Linked DNA regions of Homo sapiens: region 2 is linked to region 1. A link is an interaction called in ENCODE POLR2A ChIA-PET data of the cell type or tissue named here. Cell type or tissue: IMR-90. All regions are shown on one strand. Links, peaks and the distances in the headings refer to the core of each region. The heading gives the core; the rest is flanking DNA. Region 1 has its middle 27 kb from the start of LINC02612. Region 2 overlaps TNFAIP6 (TNF alpha induced protein 6).

Region 1 (5,388 bases), core at 303-5,302:
ATATTTTTTCTCCCTTGTTAGATGTTTTCATATTTTTCCTCACTTTACACAAGTGTATTCATTCCTTCAAACAAATTTTAATAGCGTTTTTGTAAAAGGTAATTTGATTACTTTTAATTAAGATTGCAAAGAATTACAACATTATTTTAAGGTGAATTCACATCTTTATGATGTTGAGTGATTTTTTTAAAATCAAGATTGTATGCTTTTCTATTTACTATCTAAATGTGACTCAGAAAAATATAAGTATTTCCCTTTATATATATCCTTCACATTTCTTGTTGATTTCTTGATATTTTAATATTTTGCTGTTATTGTGAATGGGATCTTATATTTAATTTTATTTCTTACTATTTATTTTTGATATAAGGATAGTTGTTCATTATACTTTTTTAAACTGCCACCCTGAATGATTTCTTCTCTTTTCTCTGTTTTCTAATGCTTCTTTCAGGTATAAAATAATAATACTTGCTAGAATGTAGGTGGTGGGCATGCAGGTGCTCATTGTACAAGTTTTGCAAATTTTCTTTAGGTTTGAAATTGTTCATAATAGAACGTGGGGGTGATACTATTTTTTCCGAGTACACTAGGCCACACTTTGGATATTTCCTTATAACCCACCTATAATTGTATGGTTACATGAGATATTACTCAGTTCTGTTCTTATTTGGCCAAATACTTATTAGCTTTCTCATTACATTTTCTTATCCTTTATATTTCTAATCCCTTTTCTCCTTTTTTTAAAATCAGAGTGATGGCTAATTAAGACTAGGCTTATTTTATTATGTGCTATATTGAGAAATTTTGAAAAAAAATTTGATTTTAACTAACTTTAACATCATTTATTATTTGTATTATTCAGTGTTATTATCATTTGCAAGCACATGCTGCACAAGGTCCCTGCTCTGGAGATGATATTAAACCTCACATTTAATTATTATCTTGAAATTTTCTGGTATTCCAGGTAACAACAAAAGCTATGAGAGTCTAGAAATAATTAAAGCATATAATTAATATGACCAGTTTAATGTTATCATACACAATCTCCAATTGGCCAAATAAATATTTATTAAAATCTCCAAGCTTATTAAAACTAACATCTATTGGGACAATTTGTCAATGACCTCATTCATGATGCCTTATCATTCATGTACCATTAATTTCATTGTTTTTATGCTTCAGTGCTCAAATAGAACAAGAGGATTAACTTTAGTTATGATTTTATATGAGAATAAGTATGCAAATATCTAGTTTATAAACTGATTTATTTGTTACATTCTACCACACATGTCCCTGAGAAGTTTACAGAGCAGGCACCTTGCTATAGCTTATATTTTAGGCAAACCTGAGCGTGTGGACTTACAAATGAACTTCTTAAGGGATCACGTATTCACATATACTTACGCTGGCCATCACTAGAAATAATTTTAATAAAATGACATATTTATATTAGTTCCTTGGAATGCTTGTAAGCCTTCTCTAGACATCTGTGATGATGAAATATCTTTGTTATTTAACGTTAGTTGTATATTCTATCTCTTTCAGTTGAAATAACTGTTTAAACCAAAATGTAAGTGAAATGAAGTTTTTGCATATATCTAATCATATTTGCTGTATTTTTTCAGACTTCTAAAATGGATGTACGTACATATATCTAAATATATCTAATTTCCATTTTTATAAAACTAGGGCCATATTGATAATACAATTTTGTATTCTTTTTGCTTATTAGTATATTGTGTTTAAGAATGTCATTGAATTGGGTGTGGTGGCTCACGCCTGTAATCCCAACACTTTGGGAGGCTGAGGCGGGCGGATCACAAGGTCAGGAGATCGAGACCATCCTGGCTAACATGGTGAAACCCCAACTCTATTAAAAATACAAAAAAAATTAGCTGGGCATGGTGGCAGGCGCCTGCAGTCCCAGCTACTAGGGAGGCTGAGGCAGGAGAATGGTGTGAACCCGGGAGGCGGAGCTTGCAGTGAGCCGATATCACCCCCCGGACTCCAGCCTGGGTGACAGAGTGAGACTCCCTCTCAAAAAAAAAAAAAAAAAAAAAGAATGTCATTGAATAATCTCTAAAACTATAACTTATAATAGTATGAATCTGCCATAATTAATTTGCATATTGTTAAATCTTTGCTTATTTAATATCTGAAACAGAATCTTTTGTTCTCTAGAAGCTATTATGCTACTTTCAGGGCATAAAATAGATACACAGTAATTGTTAGAAAAAAAGAGAAAACTTTAAAAAGAAATAAAATACACCTTTTCTTTAGAAACTAATAATTACCTGGGAAGTGAGACAAAACACAGCTCAAGAGATGTGACATTTCCGAAATATAGCTGTGAACAGCTATAAAGATCCACAGAGAAGAAAGTGAAAGCTAATTTTTGATGTGGGAATAGGTATAGTAATTGTTTCAAAGGTCATTTCCTCAAAGGGATGATCAGTACAGACACTCACCTTGCCAGGGACTAAAGTTATTTCAATTCTGTTTACCAAGCAAAGGGTACACATGAAAATTTCTGAAGCTGTGGGTAGAACATTAAAACGCCTTACCTTCTCTGGAATTCTGACTGAGAAAGCACTGAACGCCAGCTGAAATTTCTCCAAAAAATTTCTGGTATGCTTCCTTCCATATAAAACAAACAAAAAAAGGAATGAAGGAAGAAAGTTCTCTAGGTCACAGGCTCCACATGCACAGCCTTCCCAAGCTTGGATGTTCTTTATTTGACTGAGCAGGCACATAACTGCAATCGGAAGGACTGTAGTGAGAGCTGGTCATATAAGCATAATGGCTAATACTAACAGAAAAAACACTTGCTCTGTGACTGGCTTTATTCTACCTAGCTTCCATACGCTGACTTACTAATCCACGCAATAACTATTGTGGTATGTCCCATTATAAGCTCCATATTATAGATGAAGAAACGGAGACAGAGAGAGGTTGGCTCAAAGTAGCACAGCTGGTTAGTGGTGAAGCTGGCATTCTAACCCTGGAGTCCACATTCTTAACCATTAGGACAAAGATGCCCAAACTTTCTTTGGTTCCTGGTACCTTTAGTATTACAGTAATTTTTTTTCACATTGCCCCAAAGCCAAGAGATATTTGAGTTTCATTTATTAAGTAGCTAAGTCAAAACAACTTAGTTTTATGTCCTAACAACTTAATAGCCATTTAAAAATAATACACATCCATTAAAATAAAATATATTTTAGTTCACTGGTACATAGCCACAATCAGTTACTAACATGCTGTGTGCACCTATTGGGCACTGCACAGCTTTTCAAATCCTGGAAATCAGACTAGGTATGGTTATCCTCATTTCCTAATTCACACTGATTGTGGTGCCATATTTGTTTTTATTATGTCAGTTGCCAAAAACTCAGCTTTACAATAAGAAGCTGTCATGGAAAGAAATGTAGCATGACCTAATAATGTTTAAACTATGTTTAAATGTTTAAACTACCTTGAGCTAGCAGGTCTCATGCTATTGGCAGATGTCAGTTAATACCATGTTTCCCTCCAAAGTTTAAAATACCTTGTAGCCCCTGTGAGTTCCCTGCACCACCCTGGGACACCTAAGTGCAGCTTGGGAATAGTGGCTGTAGAATTATATTGTCACTTGAGTTTAAGACTTGTCCAAAAATGAATTCTGATTGCTTTTAATTCAAAAGATGCCTTTTGAAAAATTATACTCCAAGTTGCCAGGTTCATTATTCAAAGCTTTACATATATTTAACTGAAAGATTCTTTCACTTGGCTTCGCACTCCTTTGAGAAAAGTATTACAAATCAGAGGGAATGAAAATGAAGCCATTTGGGGGATCTTAGCCATTTCAGGTTTGTACAGCTACAAAACATGGGGCTGAACTGAATGGTTTCTAAAGTCCTTTCTAAACTTCAATCACTGGAGTTTATACACTCAAGTCTTTTCTTTCTACTTATAGATATAATATTGCTTTTCCACGTGAGGATTCCTCCTCCCTCCCTCTCCCCTCAGTTTCCCTAAGCATTGAGCCATAGACTATGATACAATAAACACACTAGATTCCCGTTGAAAGACCTCTGGGGTTCTACTCTGAGCTCTGACATACACCACCTGTAAGACCTTGGGCAAGTCACCTCACCTTTTTGCACTCTTTCTCCTAATTTATAAAAATGAGGACAGCAGTGACTGTCTCACCAAACTGTGGTAGGGTTAAAACAGTGTGTGTGCCATAATCCTCTTCAAATTGTAAAGCACTATATGATTCTATTATTAATATGATGATATTCTAGTGGTGTTAACATCTCTCCACATTAGTGCCACCAATAGGCTGTGGTGATAATTACAATTTATTAGGGGAAAAATGTTTTTTAGGGTTTCTTAATTTATAATCTATATATGCCAATCCAACACCAAAAAATTCTGCTCATTTATAATCATTTTAATGCTAGGTTGATTAAATAAACACATATACTGCAATCTATCTTTAATCTAGCTTTGTTCTTCTTAGTGCCTGATCATTTTGATGGCTGCCAACAAATTCTGAAATTATTTAAACATATTTTTAAACAAAAACAGACACAAAGCATGAGACTCTAAACTCACTCATTATAACTCATTGAAAGTTAAAACCCATTAAAAGTTAGCTCCTATCACCCCAGAAAATGAAAATATGACTTTGTTTTTAAGCTAGTAAAGATTCCTCTTAGCAAACATTATATAAGTCAGATAGTAATATTTTGTTGCTTTGGGGAAAATATTTTCATCTGATTGAGTGGGACATTCAGAATATAGTTAAAGATGCCATTTATTGCATTATTGTTTCCTCTTTGCCTTAAAGGAGTTTTCTCTGTTCTTGATGTGAAGAATGTTGTAATGTTGTATTTCTCCTATGAACTTTTTTTTTTTTTTTTTTTTTTTTTGAGATGGAGTCTCCATCTGTCGCCAGACTGGAGTGCAGTGGTGCAGTCTCCGCTCACTGCAACCTCCTCCGCCTTCCGGGTTCAAGTGATTCTCCTGCCTCAGTCTCTTGAGTAGCTGGGACTACAGGCCACGCCCAGCTAATTTTTGTATTTTTAGTAGAGATGGGGTTTCACCATGTTAGCCAGGATGGTCTCGAACTCTTGACCTCGTGATCTACCCGCCTTGGCCTCCCAAAGTGCTGGGATTACAGGCGTGAACCACCGTGCCCGGCCTGAACTTCTTTTTTTAATATTTTTTCTCTTTGCCTTTGTCTGTTAGCAAGTTTGGAGACAAAATGGCTTCCACTTCACATGCTAATATAATTCCCAATTTTAGTTAAGTCCTTGCTCTTATTTTTCCCTTTGTCTCTTTTTTTTTTTTTTTTTACCAATATTCATTTATTCATTCCTTTTCTTACCAATATTCATTTTA
Region 2 (5,388 bases), core at 275-5,274, 760 kb before region 1:
TGAGAAACTATTCTCCAAATGTTAATATAATTAAATAATAGATTTTATAATAATACACTAAAACCTCACTATGTAACTCTCCTACTGTGTTATGGAATTTCTTATAGGGTAAATCCAAATGGGACACATCTGAGGATGTTTATGATCCTAAATGCCAGGAAGACTTTGTAACATACTGTAATATTTTGTAACATTGTCCTGGTGGAAATATACCCAAAAAGAACAGCCTACTTTTTCTCCAAGAACGTGACCTAAGAATAATTCTTTATAGTAATTATGAGTTAATTTTCTCATTATTTCCTAGTTGCAAGCAAACATGGAAAAAATATGAATAAAAATATATGGTATAATGATAGCTAGTATATACAGTATATAATTGTTAAACCATAGAATTAGAGTTGCTTAGTTTGGAAGTACTAGCATATATACACAAAAAGAAATTAAGGAAAGAATTTATTTGTTTACTTTGTCTCCTTTTCCCCGTTGTATCAAAAGGACAATTTTGAATAGTTACCATTTGGTAGCATCACTTTATTGTTTTAGCTAATTTACTGTGACAAGTTTTTAATCTGCTTTTTTATTTTCTTTTTCTTTATGGCTGGGAAGTTCCCTGGCACAGAGAAGATCTGAATTCTCAGTCCCATCTGCCTAATCATTATTGACTCCTGATTTGGGGTTACTTAATTCTCTAAGTTTCAATTTCCTGATTTCTAAAATAGGTATAACAATAGCTCCTTGAAGAATTATTGTGAATATTAAGTTAGAGTGTAGACGAAGGAACACAACTCAATGTCGGGTATAGTATAAGCACTTTATGAATTGTAGTTATTAGTAGTAGTTATTATTACCAAAATCAATTATTTCTGGAAAAAGTAGCCATTTCTTTTTTAACAACCTCTTAGCAGCATGGAACTGTTTTTGCAAAACATAAAATTATTATTTTTAACACACCGTGTGGGTTGTAGCAATAGGCATCCCATCTTTCACTCCTATTGAGACGGATTCCATAATCAATAATGCCAGTTTTTCCAAATCCACAGTTGGGCCCTGGCTTCACAATGGGGTATCCAACTCTGCCCTTAGCCATCCATCCAGCAGCACAGACATGAAATCCTGCAAGAAGAAAAAGAGTTATGGACTAAACAGGTAAACTGTCTTGGCTAAGCAAAAGTCATCTTAGCAAAGATAGCCACTTCCAATAGTAAGTTTCTTAACTGGTCAAATCCAGTTCATGTAAAAGGGAGAAAATTGCTTCCTTAATTAGACAAAGTGTGAATACACATGAAATATAACTTCTGATTTTTATTGGAAAACTACCTCTTACTTGAAAAAAATGCAAATGGACTACAAATTATTGTGGGTATGAAACTAATCCAAGTTCAGAGCTGGCTTCTTTTCACAAATGACGTATGGAATGCCATGAGACAATTTCTGAAATTATCAATTTTGAAAAAATATTTTCAAGTGGTAATTTAATTTCTATTTTAGGATCAATTAAGATATTTGTAATATCTTATTTATCTATTTTTTGAGACAGAGTGTCACTCTGTCACCCAGGCTGGAGTGGGGTGGTGCAATCTTGGCTCACTCCAACCTCCGCCTCCTGGGTTCAAGCAATTCTCCTGCCTCAGCCTCCTGAATAGCTGGGCTTACAGGCATGCACCACCATGCCCAGCTAATTTTTGTATTTTTAGTAGAGATGGGGTTTCTCCATGTTGGCCAGACTGGTCTCAAACCCCTGACCTCAAGTGATCTGCCCACCTCACCCTTCCGAAGTGCTAGGATTACAGGCATGAACCACCACGCCTGGCCTATTTATTTATTTAGAGACATGGTCTTGCTCTGTCATCCAGGCTAGAGTGCAGTGGCATGAACACAGCTCACTGCAGCCTCCACCTCCTGGGTTCAAGCAATCCTCTCACCTCAGTCTTTAGAGTAGCTGTGACCACAGGTGTGCATCACCACACCTGGCTAATTTTTTAATTTTTTTTGTAGAGATGAGGTTTCGCTATGTTGCCTAGGCTGGTCTTGAACTCCTGAGCTCAAGCAGTCCAAAGTGCTGGGATTACAGGTGTGAACCACTGCACCCTATCAGATATTCATAATGTTTTAGAAGATTTGAATAAAGATAAATTCTCTCATACATTTCAAACAAAGGCTCAGCCCTGTTTCCTTTGCTCAGCCTCAGAGGCTGTTTTAGTATCTGTCAATGCCACCAAGAGCAATTTTACTAGAGGTCCAGGATGGCCAGTAAAGACTATGGGCTTTGTCTCTTCCACTCCAGTTACTATGCCCCATGCCGCCCCCTGATTACAGACCAGCAGTCATCTGGGGAGGCTTTGGGGCATTTGAGAAAACACTCTTATTTTTTTTCTTGAGTAATGTATCAACTTTGCCGGATGTTATCCAGTCAGCAAAGGAGTTCTGAATGGGGGTGGCCCATTCTCCCCAAAGGCCAAGAGAGATGGTAGCAATCCACTTTTGTATAAAGAAGCATGTAACACCAGTTGATTGCTGGGATTTTCACCAGGTCTTCTGATACCATCTTCCCAGTTTCTTTCTGCTTCTATCTCACGACCTTCCTGTCCTCCTTTTCCTTATAGCTTTTGATCCTGAAGTACAAATACATTCTCCCACTTAATGGAAAAAAATTGGGGAAAAAAGCCACTAAATTCAATATTTCTCTACCAAGTAAATTTCCTTGTAAGACTCAATATAGTACTATAGCATCATTTAACAGCCACCATACTGAGAAGTCAAAGAGATAGAACAATACTAAAAAGAATAGCAATGGCATTGAAATTAATGAGAAATTTAAATAATATTGAAATAATGAGGTTTTCATTTTCTTTTGACTTGTATTTTATTAGGTCACACTGGGTTAAGACTCCACATAAGTTGGTGGTACTAGGAACTGTCTGCCAACTCTAGGCAGATGGATAGGAGAAGTCAGAGAGCAGAAATGTCCTAGGGGCTTAGTGATATATCAGAAGGGGGTTGGAGAAAGAAGTCTTACTAGGGCTTAGGAAAGATGGATTTTTTTCCTCCAAGGATAAAAAAGAAGAAAAATCATTGTGAAATCAGTTACCAATTTTTCTGGCTGCCTCTAGCTGCTTGTAAGTTGCGAGATGGCCGCCTTCAAATTCACACACCGCCTTAGCTTCTGCGTAGGTGAGCTTGTATTTGCCAGACCGTGCTTCTCTGTGGTACACACCGGCTGCTCGTTCTGCAAAATCAGATGATGTCATAAAAGCACTGTTGTTCCTTCTTACGGAACAGGGGAAATTCTGTGGCCTCAGCTGGAAGATTACAACAGCTATTGTTCCTGCCAAAGGGCTTTCTGGGTTGGCTGCCTTGGGTAGCTAAGTTTTCACTGTTAGGAAACTTTGGGGAAAAATCTGAATGAGGGGGAATTTTAGGGGAATTTGGGGCCATAAACAGAAACTTTAGGCTAAATTATGTTTTTTTGTTTGTTTGGTTGGTTGGTTTTTGTTTTGTTTTGTTTTTTTGAGACGGAGTCTCTCTGTCTCCCAGGCTGGAGTGCAGTGGCGCGATCTCAGCTCACTGCAAGCTCCGCCTCCCGGGTTCACACCATTCTCCTGCCTCAGCCTCCCGAATAGCTGGGACTACAGGTGCCCGCCATCACGCCTGGCTAATTTTTTTTTTTTTTTTTAAAGTAGCGACAGGGTTTCACCGTGTTAGCCAGGATGGTCTTGATCTCCTGACCTCGTGATCCACCCGCCTCGGCCTCCCAAAGTGCTGGGATTACAGCCATGAGCCACTGGGCCTGGCCTAAATTGTGTTTTTGATCGATAGCCTGAAATAAAGTTTTCATTTTTTTTAATTTTGTATTTTTATTTTGTGAGACGGAGTCTCACTCTGTCGCCCAGGCTGGTGCAATCTGGGCTCACTGCAATCTCCGCCTCCTGGGTTCAAGCGATTCTCCTGCCTCAGCCTTCCGAGTAGCTGGGATTACAGGCATGTGCCACCACAATCAGCTAATTTTTGTATTTTTAGTAGAGACGAGGTTTCATCATGTTGGCTAGGCTAGTCTTGAACTCCTGACCTCAAGTGATCCACCTGCCTCGGCCTCCCAAAGTGTTAGGATTACAGACGTGAGACTCCGTGTCCGGCCTAAAATAAAGTTTTTAATACAACATTGTATTGCAACACTATCCACAGGTGATAAAGTTTTGGCTTTCTGTTGGATTTAAGCTATATAAAAACGTGCAAAGGTAAGCAATAGGGGAAAGAAAAGGAGGTGAAGGCAAAAGAAACTAGTGAAGATGGATCCATTATGTAGGCTCACAATGACGTAGAAAAATAAGCTAAAATATCCAATTGAGGGCAATGACTAATGCAATATAATTAAGAATTTAGGCCGGGCGTGGTGGCTCACGCCTATAATCCCAACACTTCGGGAGGCCGAGGCGGGCGGATCACGAGGTCAGGAGATCTAGACCATCCTGGCTAACACGGTGAAACCCTGTCTCTATTAAAAATACAAAAAATTAGCCAGGCGTGGTGGCAGGCACCTGTAGTCCCAGCTACTCGGGAGGCTGAGGCAGGAGAATGACATGAACCCGGGAGGCGGAGCTTGCAGTGAGCCGAGATTGCGCCACTGCACTCCAGCCTGGGCGACAGTGAGACTCTGTCTCAAAAAAAAAAAAAAAAAAAAAAAAAAAAAAGAATTTAGTAAGACAAATAAAAACTGAGGAAAGATCTGAAGGGATCCAAAGCAAATACTAAATTAGGGAAAAGAAAAATAGATTCAAACACAGCAGAGAAAAAACTGGACACACCTAACTACCAGTTAATGCCTCAATTTTTTATCTGATTTGTCTTTTTTAGTTCACATATTTTTCCCAACATATTTTAGGCAGTGTTAAGTCATACATGAGTTGTCTTCCAATAGATCACTGTTTAAATGGATTGTTTTGAGTTTGGAGTCCCTTCTACCATAGAAACAATGTGAAAAGATTCCCAGGACAATAGTCATAACATTAGCTCTGTAGTTAGCTCTAATAGTTCTATGTAGTCTGACATTATGGTTAAGTCTCTGTATTCTGACCTGTGCAATCAGCCACCCTTAGGACCATTTGCAGTGAGGACATACATATTTCTTGGCACCAAGAAATGAATCCAGGAGAATTAGAAATATAGTTCTTTGTTTTCCACCCCAAACTGAAGTTGACATTGCCACAGCTCAATAAGAGAGGGTGCTTGTTTTTCTGAACTCCAAGGATCCTGCTCTTATACATTACATAGTAAATCCCATTACTCACACACAGAGGACCTTAGTCAATCTGATGCTCGAGGTCAGAGAATACCAGGAACATCAGTCAAGTTGTTTCTCTATTGAAAGATGCCTGCTGCCCAGTGTCCTTC

The links. ChIA-PET counts read pairs that join two places held together with the same protein. Peaks named below come from ENCODE experiments on the same cell type or tissue, not always from the same donor. Only the 100,000 strongest peaks of a DNase experiment are listed, where the experiment ranks them.
Region 2: POLR2A ChIA-PET joins it to region 1 with 8 read pairs; 2 of 35 experiments call an interaction of 5 or more read pairs at or near these places.

Annotation. Positions count from the first base shown.
Region 1 is chr2:150,599,025-150,604,412 of GRCh38, reverse strand. No RefSeq gene overlaps it. Among named protein-coding and RNA genes, the nearest start is that of LINC02612, 27 kb to the left of the region's middle. In IMR-90, for the core only: no CTCF peak of the experiment used is centred there; a DNase peak (open chromatin) is centred at 2,722; H3K27ac peaks cover 1,858 bases.
Region 2 is chr2:151,361,781-151,367,168 of GRCh38, reverse strand. TNFAIP6 (TNF alpha induced protein 6) reads right to left here. Exons shown (of 6, transcript NM_007115.4): 2 at 3,089-3,226; 3 at 952-1,113. The region is part of intron 2 of LOC101929319 (a long non-coding RNA gene); the gene reads left to right. Among named protein-coding and RNA genes, the nearest start is that of MIR4773-1, 3.9 kb to the left of the region's middle. In IMR-90, for the core only: no CTCF peak of the experiment used is centred there; no DNase peak of the experiment used is centred there.